2 separate regions of the Homo sapiens genome follow, and region 1 is linked to region 2. Evidence: chromatin loops called from intact Hi-C (ENCODE). Cell type or tissue: gastrocnemius medialis. All regions are shown on one strand. Each heading gives the region's core, and the rest is flanking DNA. Links, peaks and the distances in the headings are about the cores only.

What was found. Hi-C counts contacts between places; a loop is a spot of excess contacts. Peaks named below come from ENCODE experiments on the same cell type or tissue, not always from the same donor. Only the 100,000 strongest peaks of a DNase experiment are listed, where the experiment ranks them.
Region 1: it touches region 2 in a loop (7-fold over the local background); 1 of 110 quality-filtered maps calls a loop at or near these places.

What each region holds. Positions count from the first base shown.
Region 1 is chr3:186,911,566-186,921,469 of GRCh38, forward strand. No RefSeq gene overlaps it. Among named protein-coding and RNA genes, the nearest start is that of ST6GAL1, 14 kb to the right of the region's middle. In gastrocnemius medialis, for the core only: no CTCF peak of the experiment used is centred there; DNase peaks (open chromatin) are centred at 4,656 and 5,116; H3K27ac peaks cover 3,712 bases.
Region 2 is chr3:186,972,960-186,983,376 of GRCh38, forward strand. All of the region lies in intron 2 of ST6GAL1 (ST6 beta-galactoside alpha-2,6-sialyltransferase 1), which reads left to right. LOC124906314 (a long non-coding RNA gene) reads right to left here. Exons shown (of 3, transcript XR_007096208.1): 3 at 10,338-10,417. Among named protein-coding and RNA genes, the nearest start is that of ST6GAL1, 48 kb to the left of the region's middle. RefSeq lists an enhancer at 2,540-3,421. In gastrocnemius medialis, for the core only: a CTCF peak has its summit at 4,730; DNase peaks (open chromatin) are centred at 1,982 and 4,572; H3K4me3 peaks cover 1,063 bases; H3K27ac peaks cover 4,398 bases.

The DNA of each region.
Region 1 (9,904 bases), core at 573-8,572, 62 kb before region 2:
GGCGACAGAGCAAGACTCCGTCTCAAAAAAAGAAAAAAAAAAGTGAAAAAAGGATTGCTGAGATTCAGGTAATGTTTCTTTACCATGAGAGATATTGGGATATTGGCTACTCTTTTAAACCCTTTAAGCAGGGCCCCACCCTGGGTCCAGCAGGCTATATATTAACCTACACAGGCAGTTTGATTGGCTTCACACAGTTAATTTAAAGAAATAGAAACTAGGCTGAGCGTGGTGGCTCATGCCTGTAATCCCAGCACTTTGGGAGGCTGAGGTGGGTGTATCACGAAGTCAGGAGATCGAGACCATCCTGGCTAACACGGTGAAACCCCGTCTCTACTAAAAATACAAAAAATTAGCCGTCTAATTTAGTCTCGCTCTGTTGCCCAGGCTGGAGTGCAGTGGTGCGATCTCGGCTCAGTGCAAGCTCTGCCTTCCGGGTTCACGCCATTCTCCTGCCTCAGCCTCCTGAGTAGCTGGGACTACAGGCGCCCGCCACCACGCCTGGCTAATTTTTTGTATTTTTAGTAGAGACGGGGTTTCACGGTGTTAGCCAGGATGGTCTCGATCTCCTGACCTCGTGATCCACCCGCGTCGGCCTCCCAAAGTGCTGGGATTACAGGCGTGAGCCACCAAACCCGGCCACATTGCACTGCTCTTTAGAGAAAAATCTGATTTTTTAAAAAACCCTGAGAGGTGACTGGATTTTTCTTTCTGAATATTTAAAGAATTTTTTTTTTTGCCTTCAACTTTAACAGGCATACGCCTAAATATCTTTTTTCAACCAATATTGTTGGAAAACAATGCATCTTCTTGAGTGAAAAACAGAATCACTTTGGAGAGATTTTCCTGTATTACATTTCTAGATAATTTCCCTAGTTAATTGTTGTAACTCTTATTTCCAGGACAGTAGTAGTTGTTATGTTAGGTGGTTTTTATCATCTATTCTTTACATGTCTTAAATTCCTTATCCTTTCTTTCTATTTTCATTATGATTATACCAAGCCTTCCTTCCACAAAAATAATTTGATGCTCGGTTGGTTCTATTGTGTTACTTGGTTATTTTTCTAGGTTATTTGTTAGATGTAAATTGGGATTTTGCTACACAACTTGTTTCTTTAGTACTTTAATCTCCCTTTTAATCTTATGCTGTTATTTTATCCTTTTGTCTTTGTGTTCTTATTTTGTTAAAATCGTATACTTTATTAGAATGTGATATATGTCTGAAGAGTGATAAATTCACAATGAGTATTGCACTGTTCCTTGGCTTGGGCTACGTTTTCTTCCAGATTGGATTACTTTTCTCTATATCGAATGCTTTCATAGCTTCTGCCCTGTTTCTTTTTGTTATCTAGCCCGTGATTGACACAGACGGTTTGGTAATCTCGTTCCATTATTTGGTTATATGTGGGTGACTTCTCCTTGAAGCCCTTCTATCATGTGTAAAACCCAGTAGTCGCCGGGCGCGGTGGCTCACGCCTGTAATCCCAGCACTTTGGGAGGCCGAGGCGGGCGGATCACGAGGTCAGGAGATCGAGACCATCCTGGCTAAAACGGTGAAACCCCGTCTCTACTAAAAACACACAAAAAAAATTAGCCGGGCGTAGTGGCGCGCGCCTGTAGTCCCAGCTACTTGGGAGGCTGAGGCAGGAGAATGGCGTGAACCCGGGAGGCGGAGCTTGCAGTGAGCCGAGATCCCGCCACTGCACTCCAGCCTGGGCGACAGAGCGAGACTCCGTCTCAAAAAAAAAAAACAAAAAAAAACCCAGTAGTCTTTCCATCAGGACTACAGGGGCTGCTTGCTGTCTACATTTCCGTAATTTGAGGGCATAGGGAAGGCATGGAGCTGCGCACAGCCCTTGCTAGAGGACCTGGGCATGACACTTTCTGAGATCTCATTAAGATGTCCAATTTTGTACCCCGCTCCTGTGTGCCTTCCCTAAGCCAGCACATGCTCTGGAAGCTGTCAGGCCCTGGCTGTTCTGCAATTTCTATGGTGGTATGTAGTGGCTTCTGCTTCTAAGCATTTTGTCTTGACTTTTCTTCAAGCTTCCTTTTCATCCTCTCAGTCAGATTCTCTGCAGATTGAAACAGGGAGAGCGATTCCTAAAAATTATTAGAAATATTGCCATTGTATCTACTTCCCTTCACACTACTTCTAGAAAAGGTAAGTATGAAATTATGATCCCTGTGTCACCACACCAGAACTTTATATTTCTTCCTCTGACAACTTCTTTTTGACAGCTAAGGCATAAGCTTGAATCTCTTTCCTTGCTGCTGGTAGATTTTTTGCAATGTCATTTTGGAAGGATATTTTCAACGAATATAGAATTCTAGATTGCCAGGTGTTCTTTCCTTCTCTCCCTGCAAACACTTTAAAGATGGTCCACTATCTTCTGGTCTCCATATTTTCTCTTTTCTTTTCTCTTTCTTTCTTTCCCTTTCTTTCTTTCTTTCTCTTTCTTTCTTTCTTTCTTTCTTTCTTTCTTTCTTTCTTTCTCTTTTCTTTCTTCTTTCTTTCTCTCTTCTTTCTTTTCTCTCTCTCTTTCTCTCTCTCTCCCTCCTCCTCTATCTTTCTTTCTTTTTTTTTTTTTTCAGAGTCTCTCTCTGTTGCTCAAGCTGGAGCGCAGTGGTGCAATCTCGGCTCACTGCAACCTCCGCCTCCTGGGTTCAAGCAATTTTCCTGCCTCAGCCTATCGAGTAGCTGGGACTACAGCTGCGTGCCACCATGCCTGGCTAATTTTTGTATTTTTAGTAGAGATGAAGTTTCACTATGTTGGCCAGGCTGGTCTCAAACTCCTGTCCTCAGGTAATCCACCTGCCTCGGCTTCGCAGAGTGCTGGGATTACAGGCGTGAGCCACTGTGCCTAGCCCTCCATATTTTCTCATGAGGATTCAGAAGTGATTCAAATGACTCCTCCACTATGTGAGGTATCATTTTTTTCTCTGGTTGCTTTCAAAATTCTCTCTTTAGTTTTCAACAGTTTGACTATGATAGGCCTATATGTGTCTTTATTTACATGTATGCTGCCTGGGGTTCACTGAACTTTAATTTATAAATGTATGTCTTTCAACACATTGGGGAACATTTAAGCCATTTGTTCTTCAAAATTTTTTTTCTGGTCTCATTCTCTCTTCTACTTCTGGAATTCAATTACCTGTATGCAGGTATTTTTATATTGTACTACAGGTCCCTGAGACCCTGTTCAATGTTTTCAACTTTTTTTGTCATCAGATTGGACAATTTCTATGGCTATAAAATTCTCTCTCTCTTTTTTTAAATCAAGTCCATCCAGTGAATTTTTAATTTAAAATATTGCATTTGTCAGTTTTAAGTTTCCATTGGTTCTTTTTTACATAGTTTCTATTTCTTGTTTGAGATTTCCTGCCTTTCATTCATTAAAGTATACTTTCCTTTACTTTGCTGAGATGAGTTGTAATACCTGCTTGAGAGTTCTTATCTGCTGCTTGGGGTTGGCCCAAGTTGATTGTTTTTTCTCTTAATCCTGGATCATATTCTCTGGCTCTGTGCTGTTTTTTCTCTTAACTTTGGATCATATTTTCTGGCTCTGTGCATGGTATGTGATTTTCGAGTATATTTAGGCATTATAAATTTGATGTTCTGGAGATTCTACGTCCTATTATGTTCTTCTGAGAATGCTGGTGTTTTGTTTTAGCAAGCACTTAACTTAGCTGAGCTCAAACTGCAAAACTCTATCTCTTGGGTCATTTTCACTACCATTAGGTAGGCTGATTTGAGCATGCCTTATGTGAGTGTGGTTCAGGAATCTGCCCAAATCTTGATCAGAGTTTATACACAGGATCCAGGTCTTTCTTACTCTGGCTCATTTCTTTCTAGTATCCTCCCACCTCCTGCTTTCTAGCATGCTGTATTAGAGTTTTAGCTATCCCACATAGTACCAACCTCAGCCTGTGCTCAGGCTACAAAACTATAAAAATAGGAAACTCACCCCTTGCCATTTCACTTATCCAAGTTTTGACTCCCCCCGGATTCTGTCTGCTTCTGTTTACTCTTTAGTGCCTTCAGGCTTTTTGTTTTTGTTTGTTTCTTTGTTTATTTCATCCAAAGTTTATATGTATTATCTGTAGGAAACCAGGATCTGGTAGATGCTTATTTGTCCATACCAAAAGCGGAAATTGATGGTACTTTTTTTCTGTTGCTTTTACTTTTGCTGTTCATTGTGTTAAATGTTGGGAGGAGAGAGATTATGTCATCTAGAGTCATTTTGCCATCTTTATCCAGAAGTTTTCTTGTGCAAGTGGTTTCTTCTTCTAGAGCCTCAGCTTTATAATCTATAAAATAAGCAAAAGAGTTTTTTGTGGAGTGTGTTTAAAGGTTTAGATAAGATAGTGCGGGTAAAACTTTTTAGCCCAGAGCTTGGCAGTTAATAAGATTATTACCGTTATCTTCAGTGTCAGTATCTCATCCCTAACATGGTGCCGAGTATGTAGCAAGAGATAAATAATGATTGTTGGATAAATGAATTAGATACATGAAAATAGAGAAGGAAGAGAATGGATACAAGCAATGGTGAAACTAACTACAGGAAACTGAGAAGCTGCTTCAAGGGTGGCATTTCCCCATTGGAGCTGGGCATGTAACAGACACACAGGCCTGTGGCCAGGTAGCTCTTCCCTCTGGCCAGGCTCTGTTACACAACGTGTTCTCTTTAATTTGTGCGGTGATTCATGACACAAGCCGCAGCACGAGGACGATCCTGCAGAACTGGGGGAAGAGTCTCCACATCCCAGCTTTGTACACTTTCCAGAAGGCACAGAGGAATTTTGGGGGGATTCTGGAGCCTGCGTGGAACTCCCTTGTTTCCTGAGCATTGGAGGAAATGTCTGAAAGCTGCATTTGGGTGGGGCAGTAGCAGAGACAGAATGGATAGGTTTGGGGATGGAGGAGGTGTTCATTCTCCAAGCGTGACAAGCTCATAACTCCCTGACTTCAGGAAGGAACTATTACCCACACCAGAGGGCTGAAATGCCAACCCTCAGCAGGTGGTTGCATGCTCCAAAACCATAATGGTATTTACCAGGGTGAAGGGGTCCAGCATTTAGGCACTATCAGTGGCTGTGCTTCCATTCACAGCACCTGCCAGGGCTACTCCAAGAGAACAGTAAGTTGAGCAAGCTCCCTGAGCCTGGGAGTCTTCTTAGCTGGATAAAGATACAAAAAGACTTTCGAAAATATTAAGTAACATGTTTAAAATGGTAAATTTTATGTTACATATGCCTTACCACAATGACAAACAAACAAAATTGGTAAAATAATATATGCTCTTTGTAGACAATTTGAAAAATTAAGAAAGATTTAAAGAAGAAACAAAGTTACTTATATTCTTTCCTTCTAGTATTTTGGCATATGTATTTCCTTTCTTCTTTTACGTATCGGAATGGACTTTTTTTTTTACTTAATTGAAATTATACTGCCTATAATGTGGGATTTTTGGGGTAATTTAGTATTATAATCTCAGCATATTTGTCATTAAGTATTGTTTGAATATCTTTTAATGGATTCAAAGAAATTCATTTATGGATTCATCAAATTGTACTTAATGGTCCCAGTGGCTATTTAGGCAGTTTTTAATATTTCACTAATAAAATAACACTTTAATAAACATCTTTAAACATGAGTCTATGTGTAAAAGACCTTCTGAAATTAGAACATTTTTTCTTCTCTTCTTTCATCCTGCTTAGATCCTACATCTCCTTAAATGCCAGGCTCAGATCTGGCCTCTGCTAAAAAACCTACCCTGAGAATTTCAGCCTGCAAGAATCCCTTCCTTCTCTGACTCCAATTCATTCATTTTTTCCTCAAATATTATTTTACGGCATATCAAATATGTATATGTATATGTTTATCAAATATTAATTTCTTTTCTAAAGTGATTGGTTAGTACAATGATTATGGCTAAGCCTATCGAGTACTTACTCAATGATGGCCCCTTTTAAAGCACTTTACATGGATTACATCATTTCATTTTTACAATACTATCCATGCTTTACCTATAGGAAAACTGAAGCATAAGTAATTTATCAAAGATTGCTCAGCTGTTCGTTGGGTGAGCTGGGATTTAACACCACCCACTGTGGCTCTGAGTCCATTAACTGTATTAACATTTATGAATACTGCCTCAGCTGGACTATTCTAGGGAATAAAGTAGACAGAGCAAATACACTTCTGTCCTCTGGAATGAACTCACAGCCTGAGCTGCCCTGCTGAGTCTGGATCATAAAGGGTCTTGAGCCACTTCCTGATGACGGTCTGTGAGTACCTCTTATTCTTCCATTCTGTGTACTCCTGCAGGGCTGGGATATGGTCCCCTTCTGCCTTCCACCCCCATAAAGCATACACTTAGTGCACAAGGGCTACTCAGTAAGGCCCTCAAACTGACGGCTGGGAGGTAGCAGAAAGAGATGAGTGCCTGGAGACTAGGGTTTGCTTCTGTCAGTCTGGTGTCTGTTTCTTCATGAGGGAAATGAGATCGTCTTTGACATTCTGAGAGTGTAGTAAGATCTTCCAGTAATACCTTAGGTTTTTCTCACATGGTAAAGAGGAAACACTAACATAAGACCCTCCTGTGGCCCTGAGATCTTTGATCTGGTCCATGGCCTGTAATTTCTGGGTTAAACATGAGAAAGCTGTCTCCACACTGCTTCTTTTTCAGTATGCACAGATGTGAGTGGAAATCTTTTAGAGGCTAAAAAGCAGTGCTAACTTTCTCACTGCTACATATTTGTTTCATAAAGTAGGTAATCACAGTTACAATGATTTTTTTTTTTTTTTTTTTTTGAGACAGAGTCTCGCTCTGTTGCCCAGGCTGGAGTGCAGTGGTTCGATCTCAGCTCACTGTAATCTCCATCTCCCGGGTTCAAGCAATTCTCCTGCCTCAGCCTCCTGAGTAGCTGGGACTATAGATGCCTGCCACCACGCCCGGCTAATTTTTGTATATTTAGTAGAGATGGGGTTTCACCATGTTGGCCAGGCTGGTCTTGAACTCCTGACTTCAAGTGATCCGCCTGCCCCTGCCTCCCAAAGTTCTGGGATTACAGGCGTGAGCCACCGCGCCCAGGCAGGTGTTTTGTTTTGAATGAGATTAAAGGATGAAAGAGGAACAAAAAAGAAAGGAAGAAGAGGAGGAGGAGGCTTCCTATGCCAGGCCCTAGGCATCTGGGTTTTCTGCATTGGTCCTAGGGTTAAAAAAAGTTAATTGTTCACCTCCTTCTGATTGGTTTCACATCTAATAATTATAATACCTTTCTCCTTTTGTGTATGTAGTTGATATACAGCCTGCCACCGCACACACCAGCATTATTGCTGATCTTTGCTGTGATCCTTCGAGGAATGCAGTGCCTCCATTTCACAGATTCAGAGAAGCTAAGGGCCTTTTTAAAAGCTATCTGGCTGGTAAAAAGCAAGACAGGAAGCAAACTCCATTCTGCTTGGCCCCAAAGAACTCCTGAAGCATCACCACAGCACTGAGTTAGCTGTGGTCTCATTAGTTACCTAAGGAATGAACTGTCAGCAGCCGATGGAGAGGCACACTGCAGAGACATGGCCTTTTTGGAGTTTTTTTTTGTTTTTTTTTGTTTTTTTTTTGAGATGGAGTCTCACTCTGTCTCCCAGGCTGGAGTGCAGTGGTGCGATCTAGGCTCACTGCAACCTCTGCCTCCCGGGTTCAAGTGATTCTCCTGCCTCAGCCTCCTGAGTAGCTGGCATTACAGGTGCCCGCCACCACGCTCGGCTAATTTTTTTTGTATTTTTAGTAGAGACGGGGTTTCACCATGTTGGCCAGGTTGGTCTCGAACCCCTGACCTCATGATCTGCCCGCCTTGATCTCCCAAAATGCTGGGATAACAGACGTGAGTCACCGTGCCTGGCCCATTTTGGAGTTTTATTAAAGACCTTGGAGGGGATTAGAGATGGAAATGTCAACTAAGAAGAGCAAGCCTATTTCCTGGCCATGAATGGAGTTAGGAGAGACACTTCCTTCCCTCCCTACCTCTGTGGTCCTTGGCCAAAGTTTGGGGAATGGCTAGTGAGGAGGGAAGGTTCCAATCTGATTTAATTTACAACTCTAAATCTGATAAAGAAAATTTTGTCCTGATTTGTGGACTTATTTATGTAAAACAAAGTGTGTTTCCATGAAACACCTAATGCGTATTTATTTGAAACGGTATTAAAAACCAAATTCCAGGCCAGGCGCGGTGGCTCACGCTTGTAACCCCAGCACTTTGGGAGGCCGAGGCGGGTGGATCACCTGAGGTTGGGAGTTCGAGACCAGCCTGACCAACATGGAGAAACCCCGGCTCTACTAAAAATACAAAATTAGCCGGGCATGGTGGCGCATGCCTGTAATCCCAGCTACTCAGGAGGCTGAGGCAGGAGAATTGCTTCAACCCGGGAGGTGGAGTTTGTGGTGAGCTAAGATCACACCAAAGCACTCTAGCCTGGGCAACAAGAGGGAAACTCTGTCTCTAAATAAATAAATAAATAAATAAAAATAAAAAATAAAAAACAAAAACCAAATTCCATTTAGCTATATATCAAATACATGAGAAAACAAAAGGTACAGTCCCAGGAATTTCTGCATGTGTCTACAAGACTTCAGAGAAGGAAGAGATCAATGTGGATGCCAGGCTTCCAGGAGGAGCTTAGGATTGAACCAGACCTTAGAGGATGGCTTGAAGGCAGAGAGAGATGAAGGAGGCTTTTCAGAGCAATGAAGAAGCGAGTCCTAGTGGTAGAGACAGTGAGGAGACAGTCAGGTCATCCTCTCCTCACTTTGCCTCCAATGAAAAACAGATGAGCCTATTGGTTAAAGAGTGGCTTTGAAGTCATACACATCCTAGTTCAATTTCCAGCTTTGCAATTACAAGCCTTTGGCCAGTTATTCAAACTTCCTAAGCCTTAGTAATCTCATTTCCAAATGCGGTTAATGACGCACACCTCCCAGGATCTTTATGAGGATTAAATATCATAACCATTTCAGCTCCTGCTTCAGTAATTTGAGGAAGTCATTATTATCTCTTAGATCATTCTGGAATATCCAGATACAAATCTCAACCACGCTCTATTTCACCTCAGTAATCAATGGAAATTACAATTTCTTCTAGCTCATGAGATCTTTGAAGCAGTAAAACTACCTCAACCCTCTATGTCAAAACCACTGCGGTGAAGGAAATGTGTTATCATAAGTCCAGATTCACACAAAGCCATCTCAAATGAGTGTCTTCCTTCTTCTCCCCAGACTTCTGGCCATTCTCTATAATCTCCACTTATCACTTTACACATTTTTCTTGGCACTTTGAAAAGACAGGCTGAAAACCCAGGCTAATGATCCCTGAGCAGTATGAAAAGTCAGAAAATAATGAGCAGGTCCTGATTCCTCTCAGGGGCCTCATTATGAAGGACAAGCCACTGAAATTTCTGCTTTTTCTCAAGTCTTTTGTTCTTTATACATTTTTCTGGGCTACCCTCTGGCCCCTTATTAGCATTTACAACAGAATCAGAAGATTTGGGCTCTAGTCCAACTGCTGCCGCTTATTAGCTAGGTGATCTTTGGCAAGTTATTGTACTTTCTAGACCTCAGTTGATTTCTCAGTAAAATAAGGATCAATCAAAAAATGTATAGGAATGCACCTCGCAAGTCCTCTAAATGTGTAATGCATATTAAAGTGAGTAGATGAATCAAGCAGGTGTATTGTACCCCTTTCAGCTTAACCCAACCACCAGAGAAGTCCCAGATTCTGCAACAAAATACCTCTTCAATAGTCCACTCTGAATGTGGACTGAAGACCTCTGCATCTATTCTGGGGAAGAAAATGAGTTTCCTAATAACGATCCTTCCTGTAAGTTTGAGAAAAGCGTCACAGAGGA
Region 2 (10,417 bases), core at 1,469-9,468:
TGGCCATGGGCTCCCCAGTTGTGAGTGGGCTCAGGCTCTGGATCACCGCTGGGAAGATACCCTTCTATTTATTTATTCATTATTTTTATTTTTGAGATGGAGTTTTGCTCTTGTTGTCCAGGCTGGAGTGCAATGGTACAATCTCAGCTCACTGCAACCTCCGCCTCCTGGGTTCAAGTGATTCTCCCACCTCAGCCTCCTGAGTAGCTGGGATTGCAGGCGCCCGCCATCATGCCCAGCTAATTTTTATATTTTTAGTAGAGACAGGGTTTCACCATGTTAGTCAGGCTGGTCTTGAACTCCTGACCTCACGTGATCTGCCCGTCTTGGCCTTCCAAACTGCTGGGATTACAGGCGTGAGCCACTGCGCCCGGCCCTCTTCTGTTTTCTGAGTCTCCTGTGCACTCAGGGCTGGCTCACATATACTGCAGGAAGAGGCAGGAGGAGGATGACACAGGGGACTGGACCTTGGAGGATAGCACATGATTGCACTGGCCCTCAGATTTTCAACCCCCTGCCTGTGCAGCAGTAACCTTGACTGCATTGTAGAGACTCCCATCCACTTCATCTCACCCTTGCCCATCAGGGGTGTCTGGGAAAGAGAGGTTTCTAGCCTGACAGATCTGAGTTCCAATTGCAATGCCTCAGTTGCCTCACCTGTAGACAGAGCAATAATAATAGCTGGTTTGTAGATTGTTGTGAGGGCAAAGTGGAGAAGTGTCTTAGGGAGTGTTGGCTCCCTCTCCTAACTCTTTGCCTCTCCTCCTCTCCTGGAGGCCCTCTTCATGAACACCCAGCTGTAGGGCAGTGCTGCACTGAAAGAAAACGGGACATGTGCCTTACCCAAGTTCAGTCAGCGAAGAGTGTCCATTCACTCATTCAGCATTCAATCGACTTTTTAAATGAACACCTACTGTGTGCTTGCCTCTGTGCTGGGCACTGTGAACACATGAGCCATGGCGCTTGACCTCCTGTAGCATGTGAGCTAAAGAGAGAGAGACAAATGCTAATTAAATAGTAACACAATCAAATGTGAAACCGTGAATTGTGGGGGTTGCTGTGGAGGAAGCTCTGTGGTGTTGCGTGAATGAACCACAGCCTGGGAAGCCAGTGGATAGATACTTCCTCGGGAAAGTGATTTCATCCTGGGGTTTGACTCTCTAGCTTTGGGCCACTGGAGAGGCCAGTGTGGAAGATTCAGTAGGATCAGTCCACTTTATGCTATATCCTGACTATAGGCTGACCAGGCGCCTGGCCACCCCAGGGCCCTCACCCCGCCTCCAACAGCCTAGACCGTTCCTTGAGATTACCCATATCCAACCATCCACAGGTGCTGCCGATACTGCAGGAACCGACTGAGCTTGGATCCCACACCTTACAGACCCGGAGCATCTTTTCTGTTGTTTATTTTTGGGTTAGCTCATAACTCACTTTATCACTCAGCCGAACAGTGAGCCACCATGGACCATGGTGGTTTTGATCATCATACAGATATTTAAAGACAACTTTATTGAGGTACAGTTTATATTCCATGAAATCAACCCATGTTAAGTATACAATTCAGTGATTTTTTTTAGTAAACTTACTGAGCTGTGCAGTTGTCACCACAATCCAGTTATAGAACATTTCCGTCATTAGTGGGGTCAGCTTTAGATGCAAAAGACAGGAGAATTATTTTTGTTTTTATGGGATTAGTTCTGTGCTCCCAGCAGGAAGATCTCATTAATTAATTAATTAATTCAATTAGTATTTACTGAGAGCCTGGTTGGGGGGGGGGCGCCCACAGCAGGGTTGGGTGCAAAGGGAAATAAATAAATAAACAAGTGGTGGGGGCTGCTTCACTGTGGCTGATGAGCTTCCACTGTCAAGTGTAGCCTAACTTGCCTGCTCAGGTGGGGTTCATGGCAGCTGCAGGGCAGGTTTCTGCTTTCTACCCTGTAACTCTTATTGGAAGGCAAGGCAAAGGCCTTCTTTTGCAATACCTGGTATTGCAGTGAATTATTGACTGAGCAGACAGAGAGACGTGTCCTCGCCAACATCTACAAATAGCTCTGGGCTTTGGCAGGCCTGGATGCAGGATCTTGGAAAAGAGGAGCGTGGGTCTGCTGTTTACAGTGCAAAGATTTGACAGGTGAAATTGGGGCGAGGGTGCGCTGAGGGAGGAAAGGAGTGCAGGCAACGTCAGGGCCGGTGGCCAGGGTGAATCCAGGGAAGCGGGTGCCTGTGTGCACGGTGGGTGTTGCTTGGAGGCTGGGGAGTGAGTGGGAGTATGGCCTTGTATACTAGACTGAGAGGCATTTGCACTTAATGGAGTAAACATGGAAGATGCAATTTCAGTGTCTGAGGAGGAGCTTAATGATTCAGAGCTGGACTTCAGGAGATTAATCTTTTGTGAGAAGATAAGCAAGGGATGGGTTGGGAGACTGTTGTGAGGGTCCTAGTATTAGATGATGTGGACTTGACTTGGACAGGGGCATTGAGGCAAGGAAAGAAGAAGTGCAGGGGAGAGAAAGTTCTGCCAGGTGATGGGGAGTGATTCTTCTCTGTCCCTGAGGTTCGTACCTGCCTGGCCATCTGCCTTTTGCTGTTCAACCAGTCTCCCTCTGCCTGTCCACAACTGAACTTCCCCACAGTGTGTTCTTCCATGGCCTCTTTGTACTCTCCCATCCACTTCTTCCCTCTTGTTCTACTTCTCTTGCCCAGGAGGAAGGAGAGGATCCAGCGAAAGAGATGGAGAGAAACAGAACACTGTACCCATGAAAGGCAGTGCCAGGGCAGGCAGTGGAGAGAGACTTCCAGAGAGGGTGGCTGGCTGTGCCAAACGCCACAGAAGTGAGTGAGGCTGGCACTGAAGGAGGTCTGGGGGACTCACGATTGGGACTAGGGTGAGACCTCCCTTACCTCATCCCAATCCTGGCCCTGGGAGGAACTGGGGACCTCGGAGAAAGCATTAGTTTACAACAAACTGGACCAAGTGTGGGACTGTTTCTTCTGAGGACAGCCTCCCAGCCTCCCATAGGAAACTGCCTGCAACTGCTCGGGACCCACTGGTCTCCTTCTTCCCCACCCCAAGACAGCCCCTCAGGGTCTCCACGGGCTCGCTAGAGTTCCTGCACACAGTTTCAAGACCACAGATCAAACTCACCTCCCTGCATCCTACCACAGAGAACTCTGAGACCCAGCAAAGTACCTGACTTGTCCAAGGTCATCCAGTGAGGTGTGACCTTGTGGGTCTTTCCTTTGCTTTCCTTTGATTTCTCATCTTCAGTTGGTTTACGCTCTCCTTTTATTCACCTCCCCCAACCTTCCCCTCCTCCGTAAGAATTGGAAACAGAGAGTTGATAGTTGAGGTCTGATTTATAGCTGAGGATTGAGGTCAAATTTGTAGCTGAAGATTGAAGTCCATTTACTGAGTGCCTACTTCTACCAAGCATTGTTTTAGAGGTGTTTACATACATCATTTTATTTCATTCTTTTTTTTTTTATTTGAGATAGCGTCTTGCTCTGTTGCCTAGGCTGGAATGCAGTGGCACTATCTCGGCTCACTGCAACCTCCATCTCCCGGGTTCAAGCGCTTCTCCTGCTTCAGCCTCCCAAGTAGCTGGAACTACAGGCATGTGCCCCCACACCCGGCTATTTTTTACATTTTTGGTAGAGACAGGGTTTCACCATGTTAGCCAGGCTGGCCTCAAACTCCTGACCTCAAGTGATCCACCTAGTTTGGCTTCCCAAAGTGCTGAGATTACAGGCATGAGCCACTGTGCCCGGCCTTAATTCTTATAAGACCCTTTCAAAGTAGGTGTCATTACCCTATTTTCCTGATGAAGAAATAGAGGCTCCTAGAGACTGAATGGCTTGCTTACCTTTGTATAGTTACTAACTGGTGCTGCTGGTTTATATTCTCTCCCCACGCATGTATTTCTTCAGTCACTCATATTTACCTAGTGCTTTAATGCCAGGCACTGTTTTAGGTGCTGATACCATATGAATAAAGGACACAAAAATCCTGCCAAGACCTTCTCCATTTGTGGCTTGCTTGCCAGAGGAGATCGGCTTGTTCTTTATAAAGTCTCCTGTGCTAGATGTCTCAGGGCTGGGTATAGCAGCTGCTGTGTTTATTGGCTATTGCTGAGATGAAATTCATGACCCGATTTGCTCCTCAGCCAGCAAGGCATGTGGACTTCTTTCTGTCTGCTTCCGGGGGTCTCTGAAGCCTTCTGCTGAAACTGCCCCTAGGCGAGATAGTTTATTCTGTAAGGAGTGTGACTGTGGCTCCCTCCCCCACGGCTTCTCCCCCATTTCTTTGCTTTTATCACCAGCGGTTTCCCTTAGCCACCACCGCTAGCAGAACCCTGATTTAGTTCCACGATTTAGCCCTGATAAAGGCGAGCTATTTTGGCTTCCTCTGCCCTAAGCCCCAGGGAGAATTTGGACTCAGTGTTTTCACTTGTCATTTTAGACTGTTGGCCAGAGTTTGCGGAAGAAGGCCTGTATTATTAATGCCCTTGCCGGGAACAGCTGCACCCTGCCAGGTTGTCATGTGAGACCTCTGAAAAGCTCAGAGCTACAAGGCCCACAGCTCTCCTGGGCCCACTGGGTCAGGTGGGAAATATGATCCTACAGAAACTGCAGGCAGCCAAGGAGGGCGGAAGGCAACTTGGAAGGAACTGATCAGTCTCACGCAGGAGACACAGCCGTCCTCTGAGCGCCTCAGGAGGGCTAATTCCATCCCGTGCCTCCAGGGGCCTGCTGTATTTGAAGATCTTTTAGCCTGAGGGATTTTATCACATCATATAAAAGACACATAAAATAAAAATGAAGATATTAATAATCAGTTTAATAATATTTAGAGAGCCATTATTCCTTGTAGTGGTCACTATCCTCATCACTTGAAATAGTTTTAATTTTCAGTACAAGCCTTTGAAGTGAATGGGACTTGTTATTGCCATTTAATAGATAAGAAAACAGTCTCGGCCGGGCGTGGTGGCTCATGCCTGTAATCCCAGCACTTTGGGAGGCCAAGGTGGGAGGATCACCTGAGGTCAGGAGTTCGAGACCAGCCTGGCCATGGTGAAACCCCATCTTTACTAAAAATACAAAAATTAGCCAGGCGTGGTGGCGCACACCTGTAATCCCAGCTACTTGGGAGGCTGAGGCTAGAGAATCGCTTGAACCCAGGAGGCAGAGGTTGCAGTGAGCTGAGATCATGCCACTGCACTCCAGCCTGGGTGACAGAGCGAGACTCCGTGTCAAAATAAAAATAAAAGAAAAAAGAAAAAACAGTCTCAGAGAGGTTAAGGGAATTACCCAAGGTTATGCCAGGTAGTAAAGGTAGAGGTGGAATTTGAACATAGTCTATCTAGCTGGAAGCTCCTGCCCCTTTCAGGATGCTGTGAGCCACTAGACACATCATATTTCTCTGACTCCTCCTCAGTTTATCTGTGCAGTTGGTTCCCACTCCTCTCTCTCCACGTTACTCTGTTAACAGCTTCTGGAGCCTGGTGTTCCAGGAGGGACTTGACCAGAGTTCACTATCTGCTGAGCCAGGGGTTAGCTGGGTGGATGGTGGGGCTGCAGGCCAGACCAGGAGCCAGAAAAGATGGTCTCTGGCACCCTTTCCTTTATTCACGGAAATGGCCCCTCTTCACCTCTTCGTGCTCCATCAAAGCTCCTTTTTAGTGCTGGGAGCACACCACGGAGTTTAGAGAAAACAATCTAATAATGTTATTTGCTTGCTTAGAAAACCTCCACCAGTCCCAGTTGCTTGCAGGATAAATTGGGACTAGAAATACCTCTGTCTGGAGCAGATGTCCTGTCGAAGACCATTTCTCATCACTGCAGCCCTTATACCCTGTCCCACCTCACAGCTTCTCCCCATCCCTGAACACAATGGGCCACTTTCATGACTGAGCCTTTGCACTGCTATTCTCTGTTGGGCATGCCTTGCTCTGCTTGGTGAACTCCTGTTCAAACTTCAAAACCCAGGATGAACTTTACCTTTTCTGACTTCTGACTTCCTCTAGTAGAGTTGGCACCACCTCCTCGGCCCTTAGTTTTTAATGCTTTACATGATTTTCCACCCACTAGTTTATGGTCTTTTCTCTAAGACCTCAGCAGCAGGAGCTGGGCCCTATTTATTTCTGTATCATCTGTATTTGGGGCATATTTGTGTGAACAAATGAATGAGGGCTCATTGTAAAACAAACTGTATATAAAGTGTGAGTCACAGGTGGCCCCACTTTAACTGAAATGTTAGGTTAGGTTGGGGGAATTCAGAGAAAGGAGAGGTGATACCCTGAGGCCTAGCGTTATTGATTAGTTGACCAGTGAGCTATGCACTCTGCCTGGAGCATTACTGCAAATGAGCCTAGGACCTATTGAGAGAAGGTCCCAGGGGTGAAGTAACAGTGGGAGGCCTTACAGTTGGGAAGTGAAGCTTAGGTCTTCCCTGTTCTCCAGGCCAGACTCAAACTCTGTGCCTGATCTGCTTCCCAAGAGAGGAACTCCTTGGGCAGACCTGGAGAAAAAGTGGGGATTTTGGATGGTCCCCAAAGGAGGGTAGGGGTAGAAGAGGAGTCGAAACAGAGACAGGAGGAAGTCCAAGACAAACTTTCCTTCCTTAATACATAGTGCTCGGGGGCATCCTTCTGGCTGTAGCATCTGCGTAATAGCTGCTCCTAAGAATGCAACGTGAGCTGAATTCAAACATGAATTTGGAGCCAGTACCTGAATATGTGGGTTGTTCTATGCCACCGGGCCCCCTGCCTGTTTAATTTCTCCTTCCCCTGCTGCCAAGGCTTCCGAGAAGTTGCTGTGTAGGTGCTTAATGCTTCGGAGATGGTCAGGTATGAGTTTAAATCCTGGTCTCGGGCACTTTAATTGCTAATTGTGTAGCACTGAGCAAAAATAATAGGGATGCAGCTTTTATAGCACCAATCAGGTCAGTGATGTTGGTGATACTGTTGAGAGCTTACTATGTGCCAGGCATTATGCTAAGTGGTTGATGACCATTATCTCATTTATTCCTCCGTATACCCTACAGGCAGATGCTGTCATCATTCTGAAATTCCAGATACGTAACTGAGGTTCAGAGAGGTTAAGTAAGTTGCCTGAAGCCATAAAACAAACGATGATGGAATCAGATCATGGATCCTGATATGTCACACCTTAACCATTGTGCCATTGGTCTACAATTTGCCTGATCCTAAGAATCACCTGAGACTCTTGTTAAAAGAGCAATTCCCAGGCCCTGTCTCAGATTCAGATTCAGCCCAGCTGGGGTGGAGCCTGGGGAGCAGTGGATGCAGCGGGCACCCTGGATGATACTAGGATCTGGCAAGTTTAAGAAACGCTATATTGTGCCTTCCTGCCTGTAAGTTGTGGCTCATGGTTGGCCCTCAAGAAATGTTAGCTGTTAGTATTATAATATAAATGAATTGAAAGGACAGCTTATTGTGAAAGAATATACGTCTTTAAAAAGCTTATTAGTCCTGACACTAGATTTTAAAGATAGAGGTCGGATGGGCGCGGTGGCTCACGCCTGTAATCCCAGGACTTTTGGAAGCCAAGGCAGGTGGATCACGAGATCAAGAGATCGAGACCATCCTGGCCAACATGGTGAAACCCATTCTCTACTAAAATTACAAAAAAAAAAAAAAAAAAAAAATTAGCCAGGCAAGGTGGCAAGTGCCTGTAGTCCCAGCTATTAGGGAGGCTGAGGCAGGAAAATCACTTGAACCTGGGAGGTGGAGGTTGCAGTGAGGATCACCCCACTGCACACCAGCCTGGGTGACAGAGACTCCATCTCAAAAAAAAAAAAAAAAAGATAGAAGTCAAGGGGAAATAGATTCTGGATCAATGAATCTATACTCTAATACTCTAAACTCAAAACTATCTGCAAGTGGGATGTGTGCCTTTATAGGTCCCTGTCACTAGTGGTCAAGCAATCAGTGCCATCACGTGTTGGGTGTGATGGCTGAGCTGTTCTTCAGGGACCCATTCCTCAGTCAGTGTCTGCTGTATACATGCAGCTGCAGAGGACATTTGTGCACTGAGGAGGGCTTTGGGTGTGTTAATATTCTAGAAGAGGTGGAGTAGAGCAGCTATGCAAAGCAAGGAAGAAGGCAGGAGGTGTTAAAAGAAAAACTTTAGAGAAAATAAATGTAGCAAAGTTCATCTGAGCAAAGAACCATGTGTGAATTGGACAGCACTCAGAACCAGAAGAGGTTCAGAGAGCTCTGCTGCCGCAGTGAGGACAGTGAGCTTTTGTAGGCTGAACGTGGAAAGAAGGCTAAGAAAATATATTTTATTAGAGTGGGAAGACCCTAGTTAGAGGTTAGTTGGTGGTTTCTGATTGGTGAAGCCTCTAGTTACATTTTACTGTTTACATTGATTTGGATTTTGGTTTGCTTATGTAGAAGCTCTGGTTATGGAGACAACCTCAGGCTAACGGCCTCCTTCTTATTTGCTTTAACAGAGGGATGGCAGAGGTAGAAGACAGCAGATATTTGAGGGCCATCACTACTGCCTTGTACCGTGGGTAACCTGCATGAAGTCTTCTCTGTAGCTTCAGAGCATCTAGATCCGCTGTCATGCCACCAATACACTAAGGCACTTCATTTTCCTCAGGGAGACTGATGATGTCTTGTTATCTCTTATTAGCATTCCAAGTCTTATCTTATTTTTGAATTCTCAAGGTCCATTTTTGGGCATATAAATTACTGAAGGCAGTCAGGAAATATTGTTCCATCAGAGCTGGGAGAAAGACTCAACCCTTATCCTGGTCCATTGACCTATTTCCAACCTCAGCTTTGATGACAAAACTCAGCAGAAGCTTTCTTACAGACTAAGAGCACTTTATAAAACACTGCTTAAAGCTGAAGGAAACCCTCTGAATGACCACCCTTGAATACCTCCTTTACTAAGACCCATGATTATCTGGGAGTTAGAATCCATAATAATAGCTGCCACTGTGCACAGTGATTGTGTGCTGGGTGCTTTACATCTATTTTCTCATTTAATTCTCCTAACAACTCTATGATAGCAGTCACGCTATGATACAGGTCACACTGGTATTGTTTCACAAATGAATAAACGGGCCTAGAAAATTCAACTAGATTTCCCTAGGTTAGCAGTGGAGTTGGACTTCAAACCTAGGTCTGTGTAGCTCACAAATGAACACTTATTATGCTTATACCATTTTGCCTCATTAGAATAATAGGAAGTCCTTCCTTTTTTGGTGAGGAAGAAATTTAGAGATTGGTTACCCTGACTGGTGATACAGAGCAAAGCTATGTACAAATTGCATCAAAGGGTGGCAGATCCCTACATTCCCATCTAACATCACATCATTCCTAACCTTTTTCCATGTGGATAAGCATGACCTTAGTCAAGTCATTTCTTAGTAAGATAGATTGTTGGTTGCTCGTGACTCTCAGTGAAGACCCAGTAATGCCAAGAATCATGGCAGACAGTTAGGGGGAATATGTATCTTCAACTATGGGGCAGTATGGCAAAGATATTGAGGGCCAGGAATTTGACTACTTTTGAGGAGCGATGACAACTGAGTACAGGAAGTGAGAGGAAGGGAGCATGTACCGTGTATCATTTAATCAACCTTGAGCTTGAGACCAAAGGGAACATACCCTAAGTTTAACTAGGATGGGTTTATCCAGATATAATGGCATCACATCGTAAATTGAAAAGTGTCTGTGTGTAATTCTCTCTGTCTTATTTCTTCGAGAAGGAGTTTCGCTCTTGTTGCCCAGGCTGCAGTGCAATGGTGTGATCTCGGCTCACTGCAATCTCCGCTACCCGGGTTCAAGTGTTTCTCCTGCTTCAGCCTCCCAAGTAGCTGGGATTACAGTCGCCCGCCACCATGCCCAGCTAATTTTTTTATTTTTAGTAGAGACGGGGTTTCACCATTTTGGCCAGGCTGGTCTTGAACTCCTGACCTCAGGTGATCCAGCCACCTCGTCCTCCCGAAGTGCTGGGATTACAGGCATGAGCCACCGCGCCCAGCCCCAATTCTCTCTTTTTAATAGTAATCTAATTACATTTATTTGGCTGCTTTGTTTTCTGTCTCAGGTACGCTAAGTTTGTCTCTCAAAACTCTTTGTGGGCAGGAATTGTAGTTTATATGGTAGTGATGGTTGTATTTTAATTTCACAGAGTGTCTAGCAGGTAATAATTAGCCAATAAAATGTTTCCATTCATTCACCAAATATTTACTGGATAGTTACCACGGTTTGGGCACTGGACATAAAGGTGCTAGGGATACAGTGATAATTATTACTTGGCAGTTGAAATGCTTACGGTTTTAAGGGAAGACAGACATGTAGGCACATTAAAATGACATTTTAATTTGATTAGAATATAATTGAGATTTAAGTAAAACTTATTGGGAACTCAGATGGGA